Linked DNA regions of Homo sapiens: region 1 is linked to region 2. The links are chromatin loops, found by intact Hi-C in ENCODE. Cell type or tissue: ovary. All regions are shown on one strand. Each heading gives the region's core, and the rest is flanking DNA. Links, peaks and the distances in the headings are about the cores only. Region 1 holds the start of LOC105377094 (a long non-coding RNA gene). Region 2 overlaps CACNA1D (calcium voltage-gated channel subunit alpha1 D).

The links. Hi-C counts contacts between places; a loop is a spot of excess contacts. Peaks named below come from ENCODE experiments on the same cell type or tissue, not always from the same donor. Only the 100,000 strongest peaks of a DNase experiment are listed, where the experiment ranks them.
Region 1: it touches region 2 in a loop (2.9-fold over the local background); 74 of 110 quality-filtered maps call a loop at or near these places.

The regions. Positions count from the first base shown.
Region 1 is chr3:53,367,678-53,383,678 of GRCh38, reverse strand. LOC105377094 (a long non-coding RNA gene) reads left to right here and starts at 12,406. Exons shown (of 3, transcript XR_940847.3): 1 at 12,406-12,451. RefSeq lists a silencer at 8,396-8,445 and an enhancer at 12,590-13,215. In ovary, for the core only: no CTCF peak of the experiment used is centred there; a DNase peak (open chromatin) is centred at 8,498.
Region 2 is chr3:53,704,985-53,720,985 of GRCh38, reverse strand. It overlaps CACNA1D (calcium voltage-gated channel subunit alpha1 D), which reads right to left. Exons shown (of 48, transcript NM_001128840.3): 10 at 2,598-2,685; 11 at 1,205-1,231. Among named protein-coding and RNA genes, the nearest start is that of CHDH, 130 kb to the left of the region's middle. RefSeq lists enhancers at 1,547-2,127, 2,128-2,708, 3,672-4,871. In ovary, for the core only: a CTCF peak has its summit at 10,623 (motif pointing right); a DNase peak (open chromatin) is centred at 10,655; H3K27ac peaks cover 1,232 bases.

The DNA of each region.
Region 1 (16,001 bases), core at 5,449-13,448, 340 kb after region 2:
TTGAATTATGAACTTGGTATTGAAGTATAACAAACATGCAGAACAGTGCACATTGTGTAAGTGTACCACAAGATGAATTTTCACAAATCAAACACACCCCTGTAACCAGCATCCAGCAAAATAGAATATCCCTAGCACTGCAGAAACCTCCCTCATGTTTCCTTACAAATTATTATCATCTGCATCCCCCCACCAAGGGCAACCACAATCTTGACTTCTAAGAGTCTAGTTTTTGCAGCTTGATTTTTTAAATGAAATTCACCAAATGTTTTGCCATTAGGTAGACATGATTTTAGTGATGGCCAGATTCCCTTACTATCTTCTGAAAGTGAGACTATAAACTAGCTGGGCAGGAGGTGAGGTATAACAACCACATAAAATTCAACAAGCATATGCCCAAACCCCAACCTGGAGTTGCCTCAAAATCAAACCCTGACAGACTATAAAAAAGAAACAAAGCTTGCTTGCAATAAAGAACACAGAAGGCTGTGTGCGGTGGCTTGCGCCTGTAATCCCAACACTTTGGGAGGCCGAAGCAGGAGGATAGCTTGAGCCCAGGATTTCGAAACAAGCCTAGGGAACATAGTGAGACCCTATCACTACAAACAATTTTTCAAAATTAGTCAGGTGTGGTGGCACATGCCTGTAGTCTGAGCTACTTGGGAGGCTGAGGCAGGAAGATTGCTTAAGTCCAGGAGTTTGAGGCTGCAGTGAGCTATGATTGTGCCACTGCACTGCAGCCTGGGCAACAGAGCAAGACCCTATCTCTTTAAAAAAAAAACAGAACACAGAAACTTAATTTAAATTAGATGATTCAAATATATGTATCACTTAAAGCTTGTAGAATACTATTTTTATTGAGATAAAATTTTCACCATTTTAAACATTTTGAAATGTATAATTCAGTGGCAAATTCATGGAGTTATACAACCATCACCACCATCTAACTGCAGAACATTTCTATCACACCAAGAATTAACCCTATACCTGTTAGCAGGTGCTCCCAATTCCTCCCTCCACCCATCCCCCGTCAATCACTAATCTACTTTGTCTCTCTGGATTTGCCTATTCTGGATATTTCCTATAAATTTAATCATACAGTATGTGGCCCTTTCTGTCTGGCTTCTCTAGCTTAGCATAATGTTTTCAAGGTTCATTCACGTTCTAGCATGCATCGGTATTTCGTTTCTTTTTATGGCTAAATAATATTCCACTGTGTGCCACATTTTGTTTCTCCATTCATCAGCTGGTGGCCATTTGGGTTGTTTCCTTCTTTTGACTATTGTGAGTAATGCTGTTATGAGCATTCATAAGTAATGCTGTTATGAGTAATGCTGTTATGAGCATTCATGCACAAGTTCTTGTGTGAATGTATGTTTTCGGTTGTCTTGAGTATATACTTAGGAATGGAATTTCTGGGTTATAAGGTAACTGTTTAACCTTATAAGGAACTCCCAGACTGTTTCCTGAAGTGGCTGAGGATTTTGCCTTCCCACCAGCAATGTTATGAGTGTTCTAATTTCTCGACATCCTTGCTAACACTTATTTTCTGGTGTTTCTTTTTTTTTTTCATCATAGCCATCCCAGTGGGTGTGAAGTAGTATCTTACTGTGGTTTTGATTTATTTCCCTAATGACTAATGATGTTGAGCATCATTTTATGTTCTTATTGGCCATCTGTATATCTGCTTTGGAGAAATGTCTGTTCAGATTCTTTGCCCATTTTTAAATGCAGTTGTCTTTTTATTCTTTTATGAGTTGTTTAAATATATTTTGGATACTAGATCCTAATCAGAGATAAGATTTACAAATATTTTATTTACAAATGTTTTCTCCCATTCTGTGAGTTGTCTTTTTTTTTTTTTTTTTTTTTGAGACAGGGTCCCCAGGCTGCAGTGCAGAGGTGGTGTGATCACGACTCACTGCAGCCTCAACCTCCCGGGCTCAAGTGATCCTCCCACCTCAGCCTCCTGAATAGCTGGGACTACAGGCACACCACCATGCCAGGCTAATTTTTAAATTTAAAAACAATGTTTTGCAGAGATGAGGTCTCACTAAGTTACCCACATTGGTTTCAAACTCCTGGCTTCACGTGATCCTCTCACCTCAGGATCCCAAAGTGCTGGGATTATAGGGATGAGCCACCATGCCCAGGCTTCTTGCTTTCTTGATAGTCCTTTTCTGCACAGAAGTTTTTTATTTTGATAAAGTTTAATTGACCTGTTTCTTCTTTTGTTGCTTATGCCTTTGGTGTCATGTTTAAGGAACTGTTGCCTACTCCAACGTCATGAAGATTTACACCTATGTTTCCTGCTAAGAGTTATAGTTTTGTAAAATGGCATTTTTATTAAATCATGTTTTGATTTATTTAAGATGACTATCATGCCAAAGCTCCCTGGTTACAAAGGTCACAAAAATATAAAGAAAATACAAAAAATATATTTTAGTCTTATCTTCTATCACATGATGGTATAGGATGTAGTCATTGGAGTCAAATCATGGATTTGACTTCCAGGACTTCTAGGCACCATGTCTAAGTAGCTTCCTTGGAGAATCTGTGTATCCTGACTGAGAATGAGTATTCCAAATTTTATGTGCATTCTATATATTTATCTATTACAAAGATATATATAAATATAGATATATTGTTATACCATTAAAAACTTTTTTTTTTTTTTTTTTTTTGAGACAGGGTCTGGCTCTGTCACCCAGGCTGGAGTGGAATGGCGCCATCTCAGCTCACTGTAACCTCTGCCTCCCAGGCTCAAGCCATCCTTCCAACTCAGCCTCCCAAGTAGCTGGGACTATAGGCATATGCCACCATGCCCGGCTAATTTTTATAATTTTTGTATTTTTTGTAGAGACAGGGTTTCACCATGTTGCCCAAGCTGGTCTTGAGCTCCTGAGCTCAAGCGATCCGCCCACCTCAGCCTCCCAAAGTGCTGGGATTACAGGTATGAGCCACTGTGCCCAGCTGGAAATGTCCATTTTTCCATCTCTTGGGTGACACTCTGGCTAGCTGTTCACTAGCACTGAGCTTTTTGAGAACTAAGCAATTAACTTCTCCAGTATATTTAATTGAAATTTTTTCTTACTATTCCCCTGCTTACTGGGAAGGCACCACAATAGTATATTGTAAAGAGTAAGAATTAGGAAACCTGAGTTTTGGCTCTGACTCTGCCACTAACTGTGTGACCCTGGAGATTCGTCTCATTTCACTGGCCCTTGGTGTCCTCTTTGAGAGAGGAAGAAAGGAAAGAAGGGAGGGAAAAAAGGAGGGAGGGAAAGGAATGCCCTTCCAATTCTGGCAGTCTGATTGTTTGGGACTACATTTAGAAATGTCTTTTCATCTCTATTTGTAGCAAGCAGAATTGTTCCAGCCAGTTTTCAGGCTATTTGTGTGTGCTAACCTTTGTGGTAGCACTTCTCTCACATTTGGCTTTTGGAAGTAATTCCTAGCCCAAATAACAATCTTCTTTTCCTTGTTTGGCATCTCTACCCAAAAGCCAAACATTGATACATCTGAAGGGAAGGCAGGCTGTGGGCCAGGCTCACAGATAGGCATAAATGTTGACTCCCCAAGTATGCTGTGGGAGATCAAAGGGGAAGATGTGCTGACTAAATGTCCCATGAGAATCCCTGTGAGCCCATAACTTGGAGGAACTGTGTGGTCCCTGACCAGCCTAAGTTTTGGAAAGGAATCAGAAGGCTCCTCCCGATTCACAGGGTAACCAGCTGGCCAGCTAACATCAAGCAGAAGGCAAACAAAATAATGCTTTAAAATTTCCGCTCCTGCCACTTGCCTTGGGGGGGAAAGAAGTATTTAGACAGTTAATTCACTCATTCACTCATTCAGTGAATATATATTGACAGCCTATAATGTGCCACTATTCTAGGCACCAGGAATACAGCAGGGAACAAAATAAAGCTCCCATAATCATGAAGCTGACACGCTCATGAGGAAGACAGACAACAGACAAGCGAGTAGCTCTACATACATGTGTGTATACATGTGTGCATACATGTATGCATATGTGCATGCATATACTTATGTATGTATGTGTCAGATGGTAAGCACTTTAGGAAAAGGCAAAACAGAGAAAGTGGCATAGGAAATGCGGGGGAAAAAGTTGAGTGTTCATTGCTATTGTAAATGGGGTTGTCAGAGCAGGCTTCATGGATTAGGTGGCATATAAACACAAAACTGGAAGACAAGAAGGTGAGACCTGGAGGAAGAGCATTCTAGGCAGAAAGAACAGTAAGTGCAATGGCCTTGGGCTGAGAACACGTGTGTCATCTATAAGGAATAGCAAAGAGGCCAGCGTGGCCAAATCAGAGACATCAAGGCAGAGAGCAGAGGAGGTGAGTGTGACAGAGTGAGAAGAGGGTACATCGTGTAGGGCTTTAGGACTTGGGCTTTTATTCTCAACAAATGGGGATCCATTGAAGGATTTCAAGCAGAAGAGAGACATGATCTGACTTATGTTTCAAAATGATCTCTTTGAAGGGAGTGCTCACACACGGTTAGTGGGAATGTAAATTAATTCAGCCCCTGTGGAAAGTAGTTTGGAGATTTTTCAAAGAACTAACAATAGAACTACCACTCAACCTTGCAATCCCACTACTGGGTATATATCCAAAGGAAAATAGATTGTTCTACCAAAAAGACACATGTTCTGCTTAGTTTTAGGGAATATTTTTTAAAAGACATGCACTTGTATGTTCACTGCCATGCTATTCACAATAGCAAAAACAGGGAATCAACCCAGGTGCCCATCAACAGTGGACTGGATAAAGAAAATGTGGTGCATATACTCTATAGAATACTATGCAGCCATTAAAAAGAACAAAAGTATGTCCTTTCCAGCAACGTGAATGCAGCTGGGGACCATTTTTCTATGCAAACCAACCCAGAAACACAAAACAAAATATTACATGTTCTTACATGTAAGTGGGAGCTAAGCCCTGGGTACATGCAGACATGTAATCCCAGCACTTCGGGAGGCCAAGGCAGGCAGATCACGAGGTCAGGAGATTGACACCAATCCGGCTAACCCGGTGAAACCCCGTCTCTATAAAACTACAAAAAAATTAGCAAGGCTTGGTGGCGGGTGCCTGTAGTCCCAGCTACTCGGGAAGCTAAGGCAGGAGGATGGCGAGAACCTGGGAGGCCAAGCTTGCAGTGAGCTGAGATCACACCACTGCACTCCAGCCTGGGTGACAGAGCAAGACTCAAAAAAAAAAAAAAAAAAGAAAAGAAAAGAAACCTGCATATGTACCCTCAAATCTAAAATAAAAATTACACAGTAGCTCACACCTGTAATCCCAGCACTTTGGGAGGCCAAGACAGGAAGATCACTTGAGGCCAGGAGTTCCAGCCCCATCTGGACAACAAGTGAGACCTCATATCTAAAAAAAAAAAAAATTAAATTAAAGTTAAATGGAATGACTACAAATCAAAAATAAAAATAAAGTGATCTCTTGAGCTGCTCAGAATACTCTGTTACGGGATGGTAGCATGGACATCAATGAGGAGTTTATTGCAATTACCCAGACAAGAGCTAAAGGGGCTTAGACAAGGGGGTAGCTGTGATCATGAGAAGGGGTCAGATTCTGGATATATTTTGAAGGGAGGACCAAGAGGATTTGCTGATATATGCAATACAGGGAGTGAGAAAAACAGAGAAGTAAAGCATGACGACAAAATGTTTGGTCTGAGCCACTAGAGGGAAGGCTATGGGATGAGCAAGTTGAAGGACAGGAAGGTGTGGTGACTCGGGAGTCCTGTTTTGGTCGTGTTGATTTTGTATTGCATATTAGACATCCAAGAGTAGATGAATAGATTAGCTCTGGAATCAGAGGAAAGGTCCAAATTTAGGAGTTGATGCCATATATGTGTATGGGGTTTAAGCCCCTGAGACTGGAAGAGGGCCCCTGGAGAGTGAGTATGAAGAAGAGCAGAGATGCCCCAGCCCTGGGGCCTTAAGACAGCAGGAAGGGCCAGGCGCAGGGGCCCTCGCCTGTAATCCCAGCACTTGGGAGGCTGAGGTGGGTGGATCACTTGAGGCCAGGAGTTCAAGACCAGCCTGGCCAACGTGGCAATACCCCGTCTCTACTAAAAATACAAAAAAATTAGCTGGGTGTGGTGGCACACACCTGCAATCCCACTACTTGGGAGGCTGAGGCAGGAGAATCACTTGAACCCAGGAGGTGGAGGTTGCAGTGAGCCGAGATCATGCCAATCACTCCAGCCTGGGTGACAGAGCAACACTCTGTCTCAATAAAAAAACAAAGCTGAAAGAGAGAATGGGAGGAGAGGACCTGGAGAGAGACAGTACAGTACAGAATCCTCTTTAGAGAACCCAATGAATGAAAGAAAGCAAAGAGACAAAGAAGGTAGGGTCAACACAGGGTTTTCTGAAAATGAGGCCTCTGCGGAACCCTGTGTTTGCAGGAGCTAGGCACCCAAGCTCACCAGCAGTGCCTGTCCTACCAAGAATCAGAGGCCTCAGTCACCCCTCCGAGGGTACTACTGTGGGGCTGAACCCAGAAACTTCTCCTTTAACTTCAAGTGCACAACAGTAATAAGTGCTTTTATTTTTAGAGTCACTTACTATGCACCAGGCTCCCTAGACATCATTATTACCCCAACTTACAAAGGCAGAAGCAAAGACTTCTGCGAGAAAGGCAAGAATTAGGGAAGGCCTGCATGTGAGGAGAGAATGATCCAGTGGAAAGGGGAGAAAACTGGGAGAGGGGACAGTTGCTGGGGCAATGCTCTCCAGCGGTGCTGGCATGAAGCAGTTAGCTGCAAATAAATCCAGCAGCATGGTCTCACAGGACAGCATGCCAGGGACACAGATTTCTTAGGGGAGGAAAACTGTCACTGGGTTTGTTCTATTTAAGGGACCCAGAGAATGAATCTGTGATGCGTCCTCATCCTTGGGCAGCATCTTCCTGTAAACACTCTCCTATGATCAGGCCTTAAATCAGCTATGATTATTCTTCATTAATAACAGTCCCACCTAACAACTACACAGTACCCTCTTCCCAAGAGTCTTTCAATTTTTAAAATTATTTTTAGTTTTTCAAGAGGAAATGACAGAGAAAACAAAACATAATCCCGCTGTACAGATATATATTAATATATAAATAATATATAATATTAATATATATTTCAATATATATTATATATTACATAAAATATATATTATACATACATTTTTATAGTTATATTTTTATATAGTATATATTTTTATATACTTCATATATATGATTTTTTTTTAATTTTTTGTGTGTGTTTGTGGTAGGGTCTCACTCTGTCGCCCAGGCTGGAGTGCAGTGACACAGTCTTGGCTCACTGCAACCTCCACCTCCCGGGCTAAGCGATTCTCGTGTCTCAGCCTCCTGAGTAGCTGGAATTACAGGCTCACACCACCACAACTGGCTAATTTTTGTATTTTTTGTAGAGACAGGGTTTCACCATGTTGGCCAGGCTGGTCTCTAACTCCTGGACTCAGGAGATCTGCCCGCCTCAGCCTCCCAAAGTGCTGAGATTACAGGTATGAGCCACTGCACCCGGCTTATATATATATATTTTAAGACAGGATCTTACTGTGTTGCCCAGGCTGGAGTGCAGTGTCACCATCACAGCTGACTGCAGCCTCAAACTCCTGAGCTCCTCCCACCTCAGCCTCCCAAGTCTGGGACTACAGGCAGGAACCACAGCAGTGGCCCCCTGTTAATATTTTTAATAGAAATAATAAAATGAAGAGTAAAGCCTCCCTCCCCTGTCCTAGTCTATTCCGTAAAGATAACCACAGCTCTTTATTTTTCTAGAAAAAAATTGCATATATCACCTATATGTTTGAGTAAAAATTCATACACAAAACCCATCATGCTATAAATTACTACTCTGCACCTCAGTCTTAATATATCTTGGCAATTTTTATCTACATATTTATTTTAACGGTCATGGTGCACGTTTTAAAAAGTGCTTTGCCAGGCCATGCAGGTGGCTCATGCCTGTAATCCCAGCACTTTGGGAGGCCGAGGCGGGCAGATTACCTGAGGTCAGGAGTTTGAAACCAGCCTGACCAACATGGTGAAACCCCATCTCTATTAAAAATACAAAAATTAGCCAGGTGTGGTGGTGTGCGCCTGTAATCCCAGCTACTCGGGAGGCTGAGGCAAGAGAATCGCTTGAACCTGGGAGGCAGAGGTTGTGATGAGCCAAGATCGCGCCACTGTACTCCAGCCTGGGCGACAGAGCGAAACTCCGTCTCAAAGAAAAAAAGAAAAGCGCTTTGCCATTTGTCATATCTTAGTCTCATCGAAACACATTGAGAAAAGAATACTTTATTTTGCAGATAACAAAATTGACCCAGAGTGACATTAAGTGACCTGTCCAAGGTCTCCCGGGAGTTGGAAGCTGAGGCAATAGTAGACACTGGGTTCCTGTCACTCCCTGTACCACAGCGCCTCCCAGTGGCGTCCAGGTGACATTTTTCACCCACAGCACTACTGGGGCCATCCAACACACCCTCTTCCTCCACATAGTCCACCAGATCTCAGGAAAATTTTCATCCACATTATTAAGACCATCCCATAGTCAAAAGCAATATGTCTCTTTTTTTTTTTTTTTAGATGGAGTCTCACTCTGTCGCCCGGGCTGGAGTGCAGTGGCATGATCCCAGCTCAATGCAACCTCTGCCTCCTGGGTTCAAGCAATTCTCCTGCCTCAGCCTCCCGAGTAGCTGGGACTACGGGCACATGCCACCACTCCCAGTTAATTTTTGTATTTTTAGTAGAGATGGGATTTCACCATGTTGGCCAGGCTGGTCTCAAACTCCTGACCTCAAGTGGTCAGCCTGCACTGGCCTCCCAAAGTGTTAGGATTACAGGCATGAGCCACCACGCCAGGCCCCACTGTGTCTCATTTTTACAGACTTTCTTTATTCATGAAATAATTTTTATAGCCATTGCATTGGGATTTAAAATTCTAAATAGAAAGTTAAGTTGTACATCTTATAATATCTAATATTCTAAGCCTTTCAGAGTGGAAAGAGAAGATATGGATGCTAGGGTAAGTTACTTTTGATCAATTTTTTTTAAGTCCAATGTACAGAGTATGTTCAAATGTCTGTGGTTCTTAACTTTTTTGTGAGACACGGACCCTTTTGTTGAAAATCTGATGAAAGCTACCAATCCTCTCCGGTGACAAAAGCACAGACACCTAAAATCTTGCCTTCAATACCAAGGCATTCATTAGAACTTCTAAGGACCATCCACAGGCCCCAGGTAAAAAAGCATTGCAATAGGGCCGGGCGCGGTGGCTCAAGCCTGTAATCCCAGCACTTTGGGAGGCTGAGGCGGGCGGATCACAAGGTCAGGAGATCGAGACCATCTTGGCCGACATGGTGAAACCCCGTCTCTACTAAAAATACAAAAAAAATTAGCCGGGCGTGGTGGTGGGCGCCTGTAGTCCCAACTACTGGGGAGGCTGAGGCAGGAGAATGGCGTGAACCCGGGAGGCAGAGCTTGCAGTGAGCGTAGATTGCGCCACTGCACTCCAGCCTGGGAGACAGAGCAAGACTCCATCTCAAAAAAAAAAAAGCATTGCAATAATGATTTAGTCCCCCGATTTTGCTATACCAAGTATATCTACATTACCAGCAGTGTCACAACATGCTTTTAATTCATTCTTACTTTTAACATATATGCCAAATCTCAGCTAAGTTGGCTATTTGTGGGTATATCAGTATAAGTTCAATTAGCACAGAAAATCTGAAAACCCTGAAATATTTTCTTTCAGTTTTTTTAGAGAATTAACTTTTCCATTGACAAGGCTGATCAACAAAAAGACATTTAAATTAAGATTTGACTTATATTATACAATGATACTTGACACTCATCTTACACTGAAAACAAAACCAAACCAAAGGGAAGTCCAGACTTGGATACGGTGAAGAGTGGTGGAGGGGATACAGGATTCATCTCATCAACTAATCACTTCTTTCAGAAATATAATTAACCTTAGGAGCAGACAAAATTTACTCTGTGGCTTTGGGGTGGGCAAAAAACACTCCATATAGAAAATCCTTTATTCTACCATCTTTCAAATCTTCCATTCTAATTAGGGTATCCTTTTCTGAGGTGCCTTAAGAATCATCTTCTGGCCAGATACAGTGGCTCACGCCTATAATCCCAGCACTTTGGGAGGTCAACACAGGCAGATCACTTGAGGCCAGGAGTTCAAGACCCACCTGGCCAACATGGCAAAATCCCATCTCGACTAAAAATACAAAAATTAGCCAGGCGTGGTGGTGGGCATCTGTAATCCCAGCTACTTGGGAGGCTGAGGTGGGAGGATCACTTGAACTCAGGAGGTGGAGGTTGCAGTGAGCCGAGATGGCACCACTGCATTCCAGCCTGGGCTTCAGGAGTGAGACTCCGTCTCAAAAAAAAAAGCCTCTTCCTTCCTAAGAAGGCTGATTTCCTCATTGTAAGGGAGTCTGCAAATAGCATTACCGTTAAGTAACAGCAAAGTACTGTATCAATGTTTTTCTTCACATAATTAAAACAGCCTTTAATTTCCCTTTTCCCCAGGTGATGATTCCATTTTCTGGTCCAAAGTCCGCTCTGAACAAGAGTTTAGTCAGCTGCCTAAAACATTAAAAGGCTATTTTCAAACACTTCCAAAAGCTGACTCTTTTTCTGCACTATTTAATGACAAGGCGAAGAAAAGAGGGACAGAAGATAGTAACCGTAACATGTTCTCACCTCTAAGACCTTCTCTTCCCTGTACCCCACACCATCGCTAACCTCATCACTCAGAGACTAAACACCTTCTTCAGCATAAGCCCCCCTCTCTGCTGAGTCACTGAATGTTAGAGCAAGAAGCAGAGAACCGAAGCCCTTGCAGACCGGCAAGATGGCGACCCTGCTGCGCATTAAGAGCCTGGTTATGCAGCTGAAGCAAATTCACAGAAGTTCCCGCCTTCCAGTGTTAGGAGGAGATGTTAGGAAGTTTAAGGGAGGGGGTTTTCTCCTTTGTTTTTTGTTTTTTGAGACGGAGTCGTGCTCTGTCGCCAGGCTGGAGTGCAGTGGTGCGATCTCAGTTCACTGCAAACTCTGCCTCCCGAGTTCAAGCGATTCTCCTGCCTCAGCCTCCCGAGTAGCTGGGATTACAGGCGCGCGCCTACACGCCCGGCTAATTTTTGTATTTTTAGTACAGGCAGAGTTTCATCATGTTGGCCGGGATGGTCTCGATCTCGACCTCGTGATCCATCCACCTGGGCCTCTCAAAGTGCTGGGATTATAGGTGTGAGCCACCACGCCCAGCCAAGGGGAGGGTTTCTTTGTTTGGGAGGTTTTGTTTTGGGGGTTTGTTTGGTTTTTGTTGTTGTTGTTGTTGTTGCTGTTTGTTTTTTTCTTTTCTTTTTTTGCCTTCGTTCTGTTTCTCTGACTAGAATTACTTGTCACTTGTTTTTGTTATTCTTTCAACAGAAACCCTGGAGCATAGGGACACAGGACTTATAGGTGTGTACCTGATGCACTCTGAAATTACATTTAGCTTTTAAAGAGGTGTTATTTTGCTCGCTAGAGGGCTTTTTCTTTGCTTTCTAGGCTTAGCACAAGCTCCAAAATCAGATTTGGGTTCTCCCCCTCATAGTGGCCTTAATTATAGGGAGACAGTGGGCTTAACTAGTGAGTCTCCTTCATCTGATTGCACTGCTGTAGGCCTTTTGAAAGTCATTCAGGAAAATATACATAAGAAAAATTGCTATAGCTCTGTGCTGGACCAGCTCAGTGGAAAACTTCTGATTGCCTAGCAATATGCACTTGTCCTTGGCTAACAAATGTCCTCACTTGTTAACATAGATGCCTGGACTCAGCACTTTTCAGTCCTAAACTCTGTTGTCCTTTACTTCTCTTGACAGCTAGCATGTGTTTAAGGGATCCAGAGGGTTGTGGATGGCAATGTACTGGGAAATGTGAACTGTGGTGCCACTATCCATTTCCCAGACAAGGATGAGGGGTCTCTGGGCGGCCACCAGTGAAAGGTCAGGCTTGAGTTTCCAGGAAGGCAGACCCAAATTCCAGAGCCAAGCATTTCAGCGGAGTTACCACATTCTTAATGCATGCTGCCAGGAGTCGTGCTGGCTGTCCCGTACTTATAAAACGAATCTATCATTTATGGGCTGTGAAGAGGAAAGAGAATCTTGTTCTTGACTGAGCTTTTTACTAAGTGGAAGGCCCACGTTTTTCACAACGTGGCCAATTTCTCAATTTCTGTAAGCCTGGGAAGAAGGTAATATCAACCCTATTTTTTCAGATGAGAACACAGATCCAGGGGGAGGAGCCAAGATGGCCGAATAGGAACAGCTCCGGTCTACAGCTCCCAGCGTGAGCTACGCAGAAGACGGGTGATTTCTGCATTTCCATCTGAGGTACCGGGTTCATCTCACTAGGGAGTGCCAGACAGTGGGCGCAGGCCAGTGTGTGCGCGCACCGTGCGCGAGCCGAAGCAGGGCGAGGCATTGCCTCACCTGGGAAGCGCAAGGGGTCAGGGAGTTCCCTTTCCGAGTCAAAGAAAGGGGTGACGAACGCACCTGGAAAATCGGGTCACTGCCACCCGAATATTGCACTTTTCAGACCGGCTTAAAAAACGGCGCACCACGAGACTATATCCCACACCTGGCTGAGAGGGTCCTACGCCCACGGAATCTCGCTGATTGCTAGCACAGCAGTCTGAGATTAAACTGCAAGGCGGCAACCAGGCTGGGGGAGGGGCGCCCGCCATTGCCCAGGCTTGCTTAGGTAAACAAAGCAGCCGGGAAGCTCGAACTGGGTGGAGCCCACCACAGCTCAAGGAGGCCTGCCTGCCTCTGTAGGCTCCACCTCTAGGGGCAGGGCACAGACAAACAAAAAGACAGCAGTAACCTCTGCAGACTTAAGTGTCCCTGTCTGACAGCTTTGCAGAGAGCAGTGGTTCTCCCAGCACGCAGCTGGAGATCTGAGAACGGGCAGACTGCCTCCTCAAGTGGGTCCCTGACCCCTGACCCCCGAGCAGCCTAACTGGGAGGCACCCCCCAGCAGGGGCACACTGACACCTCACACGGCAGGGTATTCCAACAGACCTGCAGCTGAGGGTCCTGTCTGTTAGAAGGAAAACTAACAACCAGAAAGGACATCTACACCGAAAACCCATCTGTACATCACCATCATCAAAGACCAAAAGTAGATAAAACCACAAAGATGGGGAAAAAACAGAACAGAAAAACTGGAAACTCTAAAAAGCAGAGCGCCTCTCCTCCTCCAAAGGAACGCAGTTCCTCACCAGCAATGGAACAAAGCTGGATGGAGAATGATTTTGACGAGCTGAGAGAAGGAGGCTTCAGACGATCAAATTACTCTGAGCTACGGGAGGACATTCAAACCAAAGGCAAAGAAGTTGAAAACTTTGAAAAAAATTTAGAAGAATGTATAACTAGAATAACCAATACAGAGAAGTGCTTAAAGGAGCTGATAGAGCTGAAAACCAAGGCTCGAGAACTACGTGAAGAATGCAGAAGCCTCAGGAGCCGATGCAATCAACTGGAAGAAAGGGTATCAGCGATGGAAGATGAAATGAATGAAATGAAGCGAGAAGGGAAGTTTAGAGAAAAAAGAATAAAAAGAAATGAGCAAAGCCTCCAAGAAATATGGGACTATGTGAAAAGACCAAATCTACGTCTGATCGGTGTACCTGAAAGTGATGTGGAGAATGGAACCAAGTTGGAAAACACTCTGCAGGATATTATCCAGGAGAACTTCCCCAATCTAGCAAGGCAGGCCAACGTTCAGATTCAGGAAATACAGAGAACGCCACAAAGATACTCCTCGAGAAGAGCAACTCCAAGACACATAATTGTCAGATTCACCAAAGTTGAAATGAAGGAAAAAATGTTAAGGGCAGCCAGAGAGAAAGGTCGGGTTACCCTCAAAGGAAAGCCCATCAGACTAACAGCGGATCTCTCGGCAGAAACCCTACAAGCCAGAAGAGAGTGGGGGCCAATATTCAACATTCTTAAAGAAAGGAATTTTCAACCCAGAATTTCATATCCAGCCAAACTAAGCTTCATAAGTGAAGGAGAAATAAAATACTTTATAGACAAGCAAATGCTGAGAGATTTTGTCACCACCAGGCCTGCCCTAAAAGAGCTCCTGAAGGAAGCGCTAAACATGGAAAGGAACAACCGGTACCAGCCGCTGCAAAATCATGCCAAAATGTAAAGACCATCGAGACTAGGAAGAAACTGCATCAACTAACGAGCAGAATCACCAGCTAACATCATAATGACAGGATCAAATTCACACATAACAATATTAACTTTAAATATAAATGGACTAAATTCTGCAATTAAAAGACACAGACTGGCAAGTTGGATAAAGAGTCAAGACCCATCAGTGTGCTGTATTCAGGAAACCCATCTCACGTGCAGAGACACACATAGGCTCAAAATAAAAGGATGGAGGAAGATCTACCAAGCCAATGGAAAACAAAAAAAGGCAGGGGTTGCAATCCTAGTCTCTGATAAAACAGACTTTAAACCAACAAAGATCAAAAGAGACAAAGAAGGCCATTACATAATGGTAAAGGGATCAATTCAACAAGAGGAGCTAACTATCCTAAATATTAATGCACCGAATACAGGAGCACCCAGATTCATAAAGCAAGTCCTGAGTGACCTACAAAGAGACTTAGACTCCCACACATTAATAATGGGAGACTTTAACACCCCACTGTCAACATTAGACAGATCAACGAGACAGAAAGTCAACAAGGATACCCAGGAATTGAACTCAGCTCTGCACCAAGCGGACCTAATAGACATCTACAGAACTCTCCACCCCAAATCAACAGAATATACATTTTTTTCAACACCACACCACACCTATTCCAAAATTGACCACATAGTTGGAAGTAAAGCTCTCCTCAGCAAATGTAAAAGAACAGAAATTATAACAAACTATCTCTCAGACCACAGTGCAATCAAATTAGAACTCAGGATTAAGAATCTCACTCAAAGCCGCTCAACTACATGGAAACTGAACAACCTGCTCCTGAATGACTACTGGGTACAGAACGAAATGAAGGCAGAAATAAAGATGTTCTTTGAAACCAACGAGAACAAGGACACCACATACCAGAATCTCTGGGACGCATTCAAAGCAGTGTGTAGAGGGAAATTTATAGCACTAAATGCCTACAAGAGAAAGCAGGAAAGATCCAAAATTGACACCCTAACATCACAATTAAAAGAACTAGAAAAGCAAGAGGAAACACATTCAAAAGCTAGCAGAAGGCAAGAAATAACTAAAATCAGAGCAGAACTGAAGGAAATAGAAACACAAAAAACCCTTCAAAAAATCAATGAATCCAGGAGCTGGTTTTTTGAAAGGATCAACAAAATTGATAGACCGCTAGCAAGACTAATAAAGAAAAAAAGAGAGAAGAATCAAATAGACACAATAAAAAATGATAAAGGGGATATCACCACCAATCCCACAGAAATACAAACTACCATCAGAGAATACTACAAACACCTCTACGCAAATAAACTAGAAAATCTAGAAGAAATGGATACATTCCTCGACACATACACTCTCCCAAGACTAAACCAGGAAGAAGTTGAATCTCTGAATAGACCAATAACAGGATCTGAAATTGTGGCAATAATCAATAGTTTACCAACCAAAAAGAGTCCAGGACCAGATGGATTCACAGCTGAATTCTACCAGAGGTACAAGGAGGAGCTGGTACCATTCCTTCTGAAACTATTCCAATCAATAGAAAAAGAGGGAATCCTCCCTAACTCATTTTATGAGGCCAGCATCATTCTGATACCAAAGCCGGGCAGAGACACAACCAAAAAAGAGAATTTTAGACCAATATCCTTGATGAACATTGATGCAAAAATCCTCAATAAAATACTGGCAAACCGAATCCAGCAGCAC
Region 2 (16,001 bases), core at 5,821-13,820:
TAAGCATGAATAAAACTGGTACAAACATTCATGTTACAACTTTGTATGTAGGCATATATCTTCATTTCTCTTATACAAACACCTTAGAAGTGGGATGGCTGGGCCAAATATAAACGTGGTAAATATATGTTTAAACTTTATGAGGAACTACCAAACTATTTTTTTAACGGCTGTGTCATTTGACATGTCCATCAACACTGTATGAAAGTTCCCACCAATCAGCATCCTTGTCAGAACTTGTCATTGTCAGATATTTAAATCTGATTCACTCTAATAGATGTGTAGTGGTATCTAACTGTGATTTTAATGTGCATTTTTGTAACAACTGATGGTCATTTCATGTGCTTATCTGCCATCCACATCTCTTCTCTGGTGAAATGCCTATTAAAAATTTTGCCCATTTTTTATTGGGTTTTTCTATTATTGACACTCTCCTTTATGCATTAATCTTTATATATATGGGATACCAGTCCTTTATCAAATATGCTTTGCAAATATTTTTCTCCAAGTCTGAAGCTAACCTTTTTCTTTTCTTTTGAAGAACAGAAGTTTAATTTTGACAAAGACCAATTTATCTGTTTGTTTTCTGTTACAGAAAGTATACTGGGTGTTGTATCTTAAGAAACCTTTGCATAACTCAAGATCACAAAGACTTTCTCCTGTTTTCTTTCTGGAATGTTCATGATTTTATATTTTATATTTAGGTCTTTGCCTATTTTAAGTTAGTGTTTATATATAGTAGGAAAATGTTTTTGTTGAAAAATGACACTCAGATGAAAAAGTACACTAATCATAGGTATATGGTTCAATGAGTTTTACCAACTGAACACGTAACCCGCATGCACATCAAGAAATGCTAGTACCTTGGAAGACTTCTTGAACTCCCTTTCTATGGAAAGCTTTCGAGCAGAAAAGTGACAAGCAGCAGCTCTCTTAGGAAAATGACTCAGAGGATAAGGAGGATTAATGGGGAGGCAAAACTCGTTACTGAGTCTTATTGGTTTACTTTGAGGGAGATCTTTGGCACCTAAGATCTCCCCCTAAGCCAGGCTCATAGGATTCAATTGACTGACTGCAATTCAGTATCAATGTTATAATCCACAGAGGAAAACTCAAGTCCAGAGCAATACTACGTAAAATTCAGAAGTGAGAACATACAAAGGCAACACACAGGCTGACGAAGAAACAGAAAGAAGATACTGACCTGAGTTTGGATTTTGAGATGGCTTGACTGAAAGAAAGACAAAAAGTGTTAAGATTCTGGTTCCGAGGGCTTGAGCACACACTCCCCATCATTTCAGCTGAGATATCATAAAAGCCATGCATACAGCCTGGACTTAGCACCCCTGGTTACCACAGCAGGCCAGCAGGGGCAAGGCCAGAGCAGAAATTAGGATGCTGCCAGGGCCAGAGGAGCAGACTGAGCACCCTCGAGGCCCAGGTCAGGGAAGACTCGGCCAGATTCCCTGCAGGCCCTGGCAGCAGGCAGTGATGCAGGGGCCAAAATGAAGGCAGCAGAGTCTCTCCTGCCACTCATCTCGACAGCAGCATTTGCTGCTACTACCGCAGAGGGAGCACTGCACTAGGAGTCCCAGCACTGCCATTCTCCCACTGGGTGAGTATGGGAAAGCAGCAGGTCTTGGGCCTCAGCATTCTCATCTGTAAAGTGGGGATGACAAACCCATTCTCTGTCTGCTTCATGATGTCTCAGAGAGGGCAGAGCAAGAGAATGGAGGCAAAATCACTTCACAAATGGTTGCATATTCTGCCCATAACACATCATTTTTATGAAACTCTGCCAAGAGTAAGATTGAGTTCTCTTAAAAATGACACCTGCACTTTACAGAGATAAGACCTGAAGGATACCAGCAAGAAGCAAACAAAACCAAACCGCACAGGGCTCCCCCACGGCAGACAGTGCCCAGCACATTCTGCACTGCTGGTCCCCCCCAGCCCCCCCGCCAGCTGCCACAGCCCAAATCATCTAGAAAAAAGCCAGTGAGTGTTAATGCAATGGTGCCTTCCATCATGAGGAGAGGCTGGTGCAGGGCTCCAGGGAAAAAGTGCCAGGCACCAAGAAGGCAGGGCCTCGTCATCCAACCGCCAGGCCTGAGGTTAGGAAGGTCCCATGAGCAAAGGAAAACTTAAATACGTAGCACATTCTAGTCAGCAACTCTGCCACAGAAGCTCTTCTTCAAAAGCACAAATGCCAAACCCAGGCTGGAAGGAGAATCAGGCCTTTACCCCCACCGCCGACACCCAGAGGGCCCCGCCTTGGCCGCGCCTCTCCGTCTCCACCAGCACCTAATGGACACAGCAGGTGGCCAGGTTAACCACCACATTCTTCACGGGCTCTACTTACAGGAAGAGGCATGTGAAATGCTGGGCCGGGGGGCGGGGGGGCGGGGGGTGGGGAGGTGTGCAGGAGGGATAGCCCTGGCACAGGAGGAAGCGTGGCGTGGGGTACGAGGAGCCTTCCCACCCGCCACACCCAAGGCGATGGCCCGGGGCTCTGCTGCAGCCTGGGCGGTCTTCCTCACCACCTGCTTCTCTGAGACAACAGGAGGGGAAAGAGGGCAAGTGCTCCCCACACTCACCAGAGACTTCCACAGCAGCCTCGGTTCTCGCCTTCACCGCTGACGTTCTCTGTGTTCACAGACTCAGTCTCGCTGGTGGGCATGCTAGCTGTGGGGAGAAGACGGGCTTCAGAGAGCATGCGGGGCACACTGCACGCCTGGGAGGCAGGCCAGGTGGGAGCCTCTGCCACCAGGCAGACCTCCGGAACCCAGGAGGAGGGTGAAAAGGGCCCTCAGGGCCTCAGCTGGGCTAAGGGAGTGCCAAGGAGCCAGGCATCTCCACTGCAGGCGAGTCTCTGCACCCATGGCCTGTAGGAAACACAGTCCCCCTCGAGGAGGACATTCTATCCCCCTAGACATTTCCAAGAAAGGAAGCTAAGGGATCAAAGTGAATCCTGTGGCTGGGTATAGCACCACTTTATCCTCCTCATCTCTGGGATCACACTGAGAAGCCACCAAAATGTACTTTACAGGTACATCTTTGCTTGCCCCAAAAGGTGCATATAGAACATCTGTGAATAACCCTAACATTTCATGAGTCAATCATCTTAAATATACTGAGGGAGAAGAGCTATTGTGAATGGGGAAGGCAGTGCATGAAGGTACCATGCACAACATTTTTTAGAGTTAAGAACTCTATTTTTTTGCTATTTTACCTGATGCTGAAGTTCTGCTGAGCTTGTGAAGCCAATACACAGAAAGTTCTTACCCAGTAAGCTGGGTAAGAACAACTAGAGCACCAAGGAATTATAGTGTTACGAGTGGAAGAAGAAGATCATTATCAACCAGTGAGCAGAGGGCAAGGTTGACTCTGGTCTCAGTATGACTAGGGTCTCTGGGCCCATCCCACTTCTCCATGGTAGGATCCTGAGCGGAAGTAGAGGAAATGTGGAAACACGCCCACTAGTGTGTGGAGGTCCAGGGTCCACCCAGGGCCACCATCTGGTGCACGAGCGTCTTTTCTCATCCACTTGATTCAACCCCATAAACATCACGAACACGTGCTGGAGCCCAGGCAGTGGAGGAGGGCAGGGGCAAAAAGAGGGCACACAGCACTGCACCCACCTGGAATAGGGGTGAGGGACAGGCAGCCCCCAGCTCACTTCCATCAGCTGTGAAGAGAGCTACCTCAGGGGTCTGTGCAGGAGGTTCCAGAGTAAAGAAGGATTAATTCTGCCGGGGTGCAGAGGTAAAAGAGGAAGTCACGGAAGAGAATCCACGTGTACTTCCTTTTTCCTGAGGCATGGCTTTGAACTGTAGTGACTGTTTTTACAGACCTTACGATGTCTTCAGGAAAGCTTGGCCCATGGGCTCTGCCCGTGTGGCTCCCCTTAGCAAGGATGCCTCAAGTTTCATCTGCAAATACTGGTAGTGGGCTGGAAGCGCTATGGCGAAGATTCTGAGGCCCAGCCCAGGCTCAGGGGGAAAGGAGCTGGATCAGGCAGCTCGCGTAGGGGGCTGTGTTCGGCCCGCCTTGCTCATAGCAGACTTCATAAAGGTAACAGCAGGGATAGAGGTGGAACCTGGCTCAAGGAACCCAGTGGTCTGAGAAGTTTCTTGAGGATACCAAAGAAGATCCCTGATCCGTTCCGCTTGTGAGTGCCCGAGAAACTGAGCCTGCCTGCATGGGAGCCTCCACGCCATGCCCAGGAACACTGAGGCAAGGGTGTCAAAAGTTAAGACCAAGTGAGTAAAATTATAGACTCATGTTACATTGCTGGTACTCTCATAGAATAATTTTCTTCTTTCCTAAGTGAGAAGAAACCAATTACAAACCTTGATTTACTTTTTCATTATTTCATGCAGAAACAAACAAACAAAAAAAACTGGACAAAAACAAACAAAAAATACGACTCTAATCATGGAAAAACCTTAAAAAAAAAAACTCCATTAACACACACAGACACACAAGAAGCTACTCATGCAATTCTCCTCGACTGTTCCTCACTCTGATTCAGCAGAAAGGTGAGGAGGTTGTTAAATCCAACAAAGAAAATCACAGTGGGAGACCCTTTTCACATCTGATCATGAGTTAACTCTGTGCGGCATTTTCCGTGGTGGTTACTGCAGTGACTGAGGGGACCAGGAGTTGAGGGCAGTATGATGTGGGGAACCCACAGGCCTGGTCCTGTTTTCTGAGTCTCCTGGGCAATGGATCACCTCTCTCCAGGCTTCACTTTCCTGTCTCTAAAATGGTGGTGTGAACTCCACAATCTTGAGGGTCATTTCCATCTTTAACAGTTTGCTATCTCATAGTTCTAATATTGATCATGTAGGAACATTAGTCATTATTTTCAAAAGAGCAAACTTCTGAAAAGACTAAGTCTTTGTGGCTTTTTAATCTCTGGAGTCATGTCTCATGCTGATATCGGTACAGTTGCAGCATTTCAATTCTAAAGCTTCATTTTAAAAACAATCTGATTGAAACAGATAAATTACATATTTTCTATGGGAATGGGGTCATCAGTTAGCATTTCTGGCCCCCTGCCAACTATTAGTGTATGAAATGTTCTAGTTGCTCCCTAGACTAACTGTGGGGAAAGACAAGAAGTAAAATCGAACTCCCCAAACAGCAACAAAGAGGGGAAGATAGTCTCACAGCACTGTGCCAGGGCTCCACTGAGGGTGAGGCAGGGTCCTCCTGCTCTCTGAGCTGATTCTGTCCTTCAGCTGGGTTGGGATAGTGGCTGAGAGCAGGTGCACAGGTTGGCCAGATCTAAGTTTAACCCCGCGTTTGTGACCTGACTTCTGTACATCTCCATTGCCTCACCTGTAAAAGGGTAAGAATGAGATGAGGCATGCGGAGTGCTGGGTCCCCAGGGCTGGATGATCAGTGAGGCCCACACATGTTAACTCCATCATCTCAGAAAAGCTCTCCTGGAGCTCCCTGGAAGCAAAGCGACCAATCCAGTGTCATTTTGCCCTGGCCACTTTCATCATTGCACAGACGCATCTAGTGTGAGCCATCTTCCATACCTCTGAATCAGCTTTGGCCATCATTCTTGGTTTGTATTTTCTCTGTCTTTAGCTGAGTTATTGTCTAACTTTGCCTACTGTAGGCATAGCAACTTCTCCTGTCATAGTTGTTTGACACCTAAAGAGCCACAGGCACATAATAAATAAATATATCCCAAAAAGATGTTGCCAGGGCTGAGGATGAGCAGAGGCAGACGGAAAGAAAGAGGACAGTGCCTACGCTAGAAATTGGAGACCTCATTTGGTCCTGGAAACAGCCCTTGATCCAGCCCCTAAATCTGGGCAGAGGAAACGCACTCTGACCAGGGCCCTGGCAGCCTACCTTCTCCAGCCACTTACTCCCTATCACAGGATCCTTTTCCAAAATATTTCCAGAAGAAATATCACACTTATCCTTTTCCAAAAATATTTGAAAAGATCAGGCTCAGTGGGTATAACAAAGACCTCATTTATTAAAAATAAAGCATTTTACCCTTCACTTGCATTAGGCATTCATTTTTTTAATGTTAAAAAATTAATATGACTTTCCCTTCCTTTAGCCCCAATAGGATCTCATCTATGTTTTTAAAAAATAAAGAAAAGAATCATAGACTGTTAGAACCAGAAGGGGCTTCTGAGAATACGTGAGCAAACTCTTGATTTCTCAGAGGACAGAACTCGCCAAAATGCCTTGGGACACACAGCTGACACTGAGAAATCTCTCCTAACTTCCACTCACCATTCTTTTCAAGTATGTACTGTGGTTTCACTGGTATACATTTTGGTGTTATGTACTTAAAATTCCACAAATCAACAAGTTCCAAAAAGCCAAACGAGTCTATTATCTACCAGTGCTGGTTTACTATTCTGATGACCTTTATTAACCACTCAAAATCTGGCATATAACCAGATCACTTACAGGATATCAGCTCAGTGACCGACGACAGCACAAAAATCAGGCTGCAATGGTGACGACTGGGCTTTTATAAAAATCCAGACAGAAAGAGTCATACAAACTCATGAAGGTAAAGCCATGGGCAAATTACCCGAATACATGGGCTTCTCCTAACTGGCTTCCATAGCATTGTGACTGCCCCATTTAGGTGATGGCCTTGTCCCCTTCAGCAGGGATTCAGTGTTAATTGCTGACAAGTGGCTAGGCCTTATTAGAGGTGCAGGCAGACCCCTCAGACCTCCCCACATTGCCGACAAGTGCCAGTCCCCTACTGTAGAAATAAGCACCAGGGGCCATCTGCACATGAACAAGCTGTGAAGCCTCTTCCCTGACACATTTCAGGAAACTGGAATGTTAGAGCTTTGTTAGAGAAGTTTATTTTTTATATAAATTTAAAAACTACTTTCAGTGAGTCTGGGAAAAACCAAGCATTAGGAAAGCCTGTGACCTGTGAGAGGATGCTGGCACTGCAATTTGCCTGCTGAAAATCTGGAGAAGCTCAAGGCCTATATTTTGCAATCTATTCCAGGCATTGGGATCTCTGGGAAGAGCTCCAGGGCAGACCCTTAGGCTTACAGTGTGGTGCACTGAGATTGGTGGCGGGGGGCCTGGGTGCCACTGGGGGTGAGAGGATGGTGGCAGACAGCAGCCCTGCATGTCCCAGACTGTAATTAGAGTTTCCAAGGCCTTTGCAGCATGGGCAGCCGGGCCAGGCCCCTACTTGGAGCACTCTGTGGATGTGGGTCATGGTGCTTCTCTTTAAGATCTTGCACTGGGCCAGATGTTATCATGGGCAATGCCACACACAGTAAACCAGGGAAATCTGCTGCTTCTCAGGTAAGCACAACTAGCATTTTCACCAAGGTGTAGACATTTATCCATCTACTCTCATGCTGAAGGACGACATTCGTCTCAGCCAAATGTGTCAGGCTTGTGAATTTGGAGGCAAATCTCTCACACACACACACACACACACACACACACACACACACACACATACACACAGAGCAAATGAGTCTATGTGTGGGTCCTAAGCAGGCAGCCTCAAAATTATGTTCACCATTAACAGGTATAGCAAAATCTCAGATCAACCTTCAGTGATGGAGGCTGATGAGGTCAAAAATGATGGAAGAAATGTCAGGAAAGCCTGGTGCTTATCATCAGGTGACAATGGGACAAGTGCCTCTTTTCCCCTATGCTTGGCTACCAGATCTGTAAGATGAGTTGTAGGACAGTATCATCTCTAAGATCCATTTACCTCTGACCTGCTATAACTGCAGGAAGGCAGAAACGCCCACATGCTGGCTGGTTTTACTACCAACAACCAGGGGGTTTCCCTTGCATTCCCCCAGCTCTGCAAGGAGGGGAGGGCACAAGAAGTGAGCCCCTGCCCACCACCCTCAGGAGGGAAGCCAGGGGTCCAGCCAGCAGCCTGCACTGGAGAACTGAGTCCAAGTGCTCTGCATGTAGAATGTCCCAGAGAATGGGGTGCAGCACAGGAAGCAGTAGCTCCCCAGAGGCCTCAGGGCGTCACAGGAGAGCCTCAGTCCTCCAGTCAAGGCACCCCGAAGGGAAGGCTTGCCACACATCAAACTGAGCCCAGAGCCCTCCAGCCTCGTCTAGAACCTGTCCCATTAGTAGCCTCATTCACAGATGTCTTTGGCCTCAGAGCCTCACTCCTCTGTTCTCCACAGGACAGACTTTTTTGCACACTCAGGAATTTATTTTAGCATTTCCTTCCACCTCCAAGCAGCCTAAAGCTTCTCATTCTTTTCAAAGGTAAGGGTAGGGGGTGAGGCTGGACAACTGAGCAGTGGCTGAGTTGTGGCTGCCTTCCTAGGGGACAGGGTACCTGACACCTAGACCTCATGTTTTCATCTTATTTTCATGACAAACATGAGCAGTACCATGACGTACAGGCCTGCCAAATCCAGAAGAAGCCCACACACCCCCTAAAGGCACATGCACATGCTAGTAGAGACACATTAGGCCACCACAGAGTAACAGCCTCTTGCTGCTGTAAAGAAGCCAGGCTCTTCTTGGAGAATGGAGGTCAAGGCCAGACCAAGGTTTCCATGTCTCAAGCAAGAATTATGCCCAGACAATAACTATCTCCGCGTGTTCAGGGACAGGGGCAGCCCAGCATCCATATGAGGGCTCGTGCCCCACCTGGTGCCAGCAGGGTCGGAGTCCTTCCTGAGTCCCCAGGTATTTCAGTCAATAAAAAGCCATTCCCACTCAAAATAAAGTTCCTTAAATGTGTCAGCCTGCTTCCTCTCCCTGCAGATCTCAGAAAGACAATGGAGAAGGCACAAGAATCCTTAAAGAATCACAAGGCCCAAGCCTGCATTCAGCAAGGCAGAACCAAGGAGGGGTGTTTTCTTTTCTGGGGACAGAAATCATTTATCTCCTTTTGGTAACCTCTCCAGAGCTATATTCCTATGTCAGTCTTTAAAGATGTTTTTTCTTATGTCCATGACACTATTTCCTGCTTAGCTGAAGGCCATTCTTCTTGCAGACACCTTCAGGTGCTGCATCAAGCCCAGCCTCCTGTTCATAAACCTTCCGTGAATGCTACAGATAAAAAAGGCAGCCCCAACTCTGCCCCTAACTCACTGTCCCACCTCAGGCAAGTTCCACCTCCTCTTCTCCCTCCTTTGGGGTCCACAACGTGCTGAATGACAAGGGCTTATATCTGATAATCTCTTAATTCCTTTTCACTTTTAGGCCTTCTGATGAGACCTAGACTCTAATATAACCCTCTTCAGATATCCACGGGTTGTTCCCATCTGCGTCCCATAACCTCTCAGCTCAGCATTCCCATGGGGCCAGAGGCCACTTCAAAGAAAAGAGTACAGTGTGTCCCCTCTGTTCCCTTAGTTGTTGGCTTCACGTCCCTGCTGTCTGAATCTCCTTAAACAGACTTTCCCCAGAGTCAGGTGACCAGGGCCGATCCTGGTGGCAGAACTGGGTCGACTGTGCTGGTGTGCATAGGCAAAGCTTTGTGCTGCTGTCGAACCACTGCCATGACTTGGGCAGAGCAAGGCAGGGAGCCAGCTGCTCACCTAACTGTCTGCCTGGGGATGGGCCTGACAGCTACTCCAGGGATTCTGAGGAAGGGTATGTTTAGCATCATTTTAGGACATATCTGGAAATATAACTTTCCCACACGAGCCCATTCTCACTTTCAAAGGCAAGTGCCCCCAAATCTTTGCATCCCTGAAGTCTATTTTTATTTATTTTGATTTTTTAAGAGACAGAGATCGCACTCTGTTACCCAGGCTGGAGTGTAATGGCGCAATATCGCTGACTGCAGCCTCGAACTCCTGGGCTTATGCAATCCTCTTGCCTCAGCCTCCCAAGTAGCTGGGGACTATAGGCATGCACCACCACACCTGATTTTTTTGTTTGCTTCTTTGTTTACAATTTTTGGTAGACACAGGGTCTCACTTTGTTGCCCAGGCTAGTCTCAAACTCCTGGCTTCAAGTGATCCTCCTGCCTCGGCTTCCTAAAGTGCTGGAATTACAGGTGTGAGCCACTGCATCCAGCTAATTTCATTCTTAAAGCTGCCACTACTAGCTTTGGCATAGTCCTGGGCAAAGTAGCCAGAGACTAAAAGACAGAGAAGCAATTTGAAACATGTAGCCTGGAGAAAAAAAAATCAATCAAATAACATTATTGGAATTTCTAAACGGTTTAAATTTAAAAAAATCATTTGGGGAAAAGTATTTTAAAAGTCTGCCTTCCAGTCTAAGAATATTCATGCCGAATCAAGTACATTTTTTGAGTTGGTTCAGCTGCTTCTTTATAAGGTACAGTTCAAACAAAAAGAAAACTGCAATGCTATCTTGGTAAGGGCACATTATTTTGGAAAAAGACAAGAAGAAAGAAATCAAGCAATTAAAATATAGGCATCTTCTGAACACACCACACGGCACATGCACTTCACACAATGCCTATGTGCAAGGAAAAGGTATCAGAGATGTTGCGGAAAAAGAAAGCTCAGTCTCAGCAATTTACCATGATCTTTAGCCCTGCGTTGCCGAAAGCAGCAAAACTTCTTTTTCTTCTTATCCTCTTTAAGCAAGTCGGCCACTGTGACCCCTTCAGGTTGAACACAGGCAATTTCATTATGAAGCAGCAGAGGGCAGCAACAGCAGCCAAACCAGGGCCCCACGCGGCCAGCCCTGCCAGCCAGGTTGCCTCACGCAATGGACGCCCGCCTGCCCCAGACCCCTCCTGCTAGGAATCCAGCTCAGCATCAGAACAGCGGAGAGGAAGTGCCCTTTCCACAGCTATTACACAAACACCTGTCTTTAAGAACCTGTTCTAAATCAACAACCAGCTAACCCATGCTAGATAAAGGTTTCCAGGGTTTGGCTTCCCATCTAAGTAGGGTATTAAGGAAAAGGCACTTTAGGGGGAGTCAGGAGCCCTGTACAGACTGGATATGTGATTCCAAACAGCACTACCATATGGGACAGGACAGGTGGGAGTTCAAAAGGTGGGCTCTGGACTCTGACAGGCCAGGTCTAACCCCAGCCCTGTCACTTCCATGTCAGAAGACTGTGGACAGGTTACCTGATACTGTGAAGCCTTAGTTTCCTCCACACCTGTAAGATGTCAATAATAATTGGACCTGTACTGCGTAAGGTTGTTGTAAGAGGTGAACAGTGGAGACAGTAATAAAAGCAATGTGCCCAGCTTTGGCAAGGCACAATCAACCACCACTACTGTCATCACTACGACTCTCCCATGACCACCAGGTCACGAGAGAAATGACTCTAGGATCTTTAACCCCTTGCAGCCCCATGATTCCATGATCACTCTAAGCCAGCTAGTCTTTAGAGTACGGACCCTGTGCTCTAGGGGAGGGTTGTGCGAAGCAGTGTGAGACAGCAGCAGGAATGCTGGAGTAAGCAAGGGCATGGGCAGCACAGACACCTGCACACTATGGGTAGGCAGAATACTCACGTTCCTAAAATGTGCATCCTTTCTGACACAGCAGACCCTTTTCTTGTATCCTCTCCCACAAAACCATGAACACGAGCACGCAGACACAGGGGCATGTGTTTGCAGGGGTTAATGATAGTTAGCCTGCAGACTGTGGCAGAGCTTGGGTTCAAATCCCAGCTTTGCCACGTAAGTCACATGGCCTTGGGAAGCTACTGAACTGCTTTGTGCTTTAGTTTCCCCATCTGTCAAGTTCCTGTCTCACAGAGTTGTGTGAAGAAGAATGAATGTATTCACCCACAGCCTTTGGAACAGTGTCTCACACACAGAAAGCACCTGACAAATGCTAGTTATTATTACTCTATGTTCTTTCATTCAAGAAGGAAGTAATGGCATGCTCATGTATGGGACAAGCACTGTGCTGGGTGCAGCCACACAACAGAGGGCAGAAACAGACCCTATTCCTGCTGCACCCATGGAGCTGATGGTCTCATGGTGGAGAGACCTCTATAAAGTAGAGGTCCACGTGCTGTAGAGTGCATAGTCCATTGTAGCAGTTTTTATAATGGCAATTTATTGAAAAGAGCCAACATTTTGCTTTAAAAACATGGGAAATATCTGTGGTACATGGTTCAGTGAAAAATACCTGTGTTGGGCATCTTAGGGTGGAAGCTATATGCATGCGGTCTGTGTCATGTATTATGTGCAGTGAGGTGGGGAAGTAGAGGCCCCAAACTTCTAAGTCTGCCTCTCTTTAAGGAGAAGGAAGAGAGAATTTTTTTCTTACTTTATATACTTTGAAATTACATGAATTTTTTATGTAGGCAAATATTACTTCCATAATTAAAATGTATTAAAAACAAATAAAACAACCCTGATTTGAGACTGCAAACTTGGCTGGAGTACCCACTCCTTGTCTCCACAGTGGGGCAACAGTCCCTGAGTCCAGCTCCCATCAGCTCTTAGGAGGCTGAAGGTGATGGCAGACATGCAGGCACTTTTAGAAATTACCACTGCTTTCTATCACCCCTGTGGAGAGAGTCTGCCTGTCCAGACAACTACTCCCAGTGCCACCCCAATGGAGACAGTGTCCAGCCACTGACCCTAGGGCCAGCCCCTGAGTCAGCCCTCCCACTTCCCAGTGAAAGCACTTCCAGCTGCCTCTCCAGTGAGGGCTCTTGACCTGGACGCATATTTACCGTATGCCACTCTAACTGCTGCTGTTTGCTTTACAGCTTTTACTTGAGTATCTTCCATTTTGAACTTGTGCCTTGAGGTAGTTCAATGGTGATGAAAGCAGTTTTGTAAATCAAAATTTCAAAACACAGTCTTTCAAAACAGGACCAGCAAATTGCTATGCCTTATGCTTGCAACCAGCTATAACGTCCTGGTTTTCTGTCCACCCCCAAAGCAAACATTGCAGTAAGAGGCAACTAGGTAGCACATGCAAAAGAGAGGCAGCTAGGGCAACCTGCTCCACCAAGCCCCAGGGTGGCAGAGTCCCCGGGCAGGCAGGGGCAGTGCCCATAGCCTCCAGGACCACTGAAGAAGCAGAAGACAGAGAGGCTGCCCTTGTGGTCAGAGATGAAGTTTCAGGTATGCCCCTCCCTTTCTTTGGGCATCAAATATCTTTACTTAGAGGAATTATTAATCATTAATAGTTCCTACAATAAAATTGCCCTGCTTTTCTGGCCAGAATTTTAGAATGAGCTCCCTTTAAAATGATTTCATTTTTAATGCTTTTTTTTTTTAAGACTAATCACTGACAATGAGAAGAGTTTAAAATAGAATTTTAGGCTTCCAGATTTTAATGGTCCTAGCAAAACTCCATTGTTAACTCAGAAGCAGCTGCATATGTCTAAAAAAATCACTTTGAGATTTGGCAGGGTTTCTTAAGAAACTTGAAGCTCAGCAAAAAGTTAAATAAATTATCCTTGAAAATTTACCAAATGCTCAGGAACTCACTTCAAAGGGAATTTTGTCCATTCAGTTAATTGTGTAACACCAGCTTTCTAATAGCAAATTTATGAAATTGACATTTTAAATATTCTATGAATGCACAAAGCTGGAGCTACCTGTCACCAGTCACCAGACAGCTCAGTTAGAGGCCTGATTGCCTCTCCTCTTCTTTCAAGTGAATGCCTGGAACAGTGTGATATTCAGCCACTGATAGCATCCTGGACTCAGGAGTTCTGAACCCTAGCTTCACATTAGAATCCCCAGGGAACCTTAATGAAAAAGAGCCACCCCTGGCTCCCACCCCAAGATTAATCAAGAGTCTTAGAGGGTGGAGTATGGCATCAAGAAGCATCCAAGCTCCCCAGGTGATTATAACGTACAGCCAGTGTTGGGCATCGCAGACGCATGCAGTGACATTTAGCAGATCAGAGAGAAAAGATAATGTGAGCGCATCTCCAAGTACTTGATTTGACATCTGTTCCCTGACAGCAAGCACCGCCAAACTAGAAATGGACTTCAAGAGCCTGAAAGCTGTGCTGCCCTATCTCGAAAGTGACCTAGTTAACAGATTTGTTTTCCATCAATACTTCAGAACTTTATAGTTTCTGAACAGAAAAGCACAGGGCAATGGTCCTAAGAGGGAGGCCCCACCCTGAGGCTGGTTAGCGGTCTAGGAGAACCTTCAAAAATATTATGTTTAGGAAAGTCAAATACTGCATATTCTCACTGATAAGCAGAAGCTAAATAATGTGTACACATGGACATAGGGTGTGGATGGAATAATAGGCATTGGAGACACAGAAGGGTGGGAGGGTGGAAGAGGCATGAGGGATGAGAAATTACTTACTGGGTATAATGTACACTTTTCGGGTGATGGTTACACTAAAAGCCCAGACTTCACCGCTATGTAATATGTCCATGTCACAGAACGGTATTTGTACCCCCTAAATTTATACCCCTAAAATTCTGTTGAGGTCAACTTTTACTGGTGTCTGATGAAAACAGCAGCAGCACATACTACAACTATGACTACTCCTAGCAGTCACAGAACGTTCAATTGTCACAACAGCCCCATGGGGAGATATATCTTTATCCCCTTCTTGCAGACAAGGAAAGTGGGGTCCAGAGAGGTTGAGTAATTTGCCTAATACTAAAGTCCAAATTCCAAGTCACAAAACTCCATTGCAGCCACATCCGGAGAAGGGGCATCAAGATGCCCTCCAGCCCAAGCCTTTGCCTCCTGTGAGCTCACAGACATCTGCTGTTATTAATGACTTCCTACACCCACTTCTGCTCATCTAGGCTGAGGCTCGGCTATCAGGAAGCATTTCTTCTCACACTGTCACTTCAATCCTCAAGGTCTGGGAGGAAACTGCTCAACTCACATCCAGGACCCAGCTGAAAAGGGCTCTCAGTTGAATTAGCATCCTTAGCCATTATGGACAAAGTCAGGAGCCCGGGCCCTGCGCCATCCTCCTCTCAAGAGGTAACAGAGGAGCAGGGTTGGAGTGGAAGGCACGTGGGGTGATCTCACACCCCCAGGGAGGATGCAGACACCGTAACACTGGCAACACCCACATTTCTACTGCCTGCTAATCAGATGCACAGAGACAGCCCCAGACCTGGCATGTGCATGTGGTGAATCCAGGACTGTTTATTTGGTGAGGAGGACCATGTGGGCCTCACTGAAACCCTCTCCTTGTGTGGTTTTCTGGCTGTGACAGGAAGAAAATGGCTGGCAGCCACAGGAGGCCCCAGGGAAACCTCAACAGTGCTGTCTCCTCCAGAGGGTCTGGGCTGCTGAGGTCTGTGATCAGAGAGGTTCTCTCCTCAGAGGAGGAGGAGACTTGGTGCTCTCAAGTCAGCTAAATCCCATCATGGCCTCCACAGCCAAGATTTCTGTCTTTATTTAAAACCCTCATCAGCAAGGCTCTGGAAATCTGATGACTCGGGAAGCACTGTGAGCCTCACTCCACAGGAAACCCCAGCACCTGGCAAAACGAGCTCCATAAAGAACAAGGGCGCACCACAGAAATATTTGCTATTCTGGATCAAACGTTAAGCTAGTTAATCATTTTGAGTCACACATCACGGTGCATAGCAGAAACAATACTGCTGATGTTCCCAAGACACATTGCAGCTTTATGGGCTTGGGAGCCCCAGTGAGAGTGAATTCTGAAGATCTACAAGGCTTTTAAACAGGTTTTGTTTCTTTCCTAGATTATATTACTGAGCAATGCACTTAAGGGCCCTGAATATTTGTCACTTCGCACACCTTGTTTGTGCCATTTCCCCAGCTTGAAAAAGCCCCCACCCCCAACCTCTGCCGCCCAGGGCTGCTCCTCCCACGGAGCCTTCCTCACATCGCCCCAGCCTGCCCACTCCCACCAGCCAGAATCATCGCGCCCTCCTGGGCTCACACAGCAGAGTGCTGGGCCTTAACAATGGGATCAGCTTCTCACACTAAGCCACTCCTTCTCCATCTTCCCCTCATGGCAAGTTCTCTGAAAGGCAGAGTCATTGATTTCTGTCATCATCAGGTTTTTACAGTGATAGGTCATAGGAAATGCTGGGCTGAGATAAAATGGTTAACCCTCAAGAT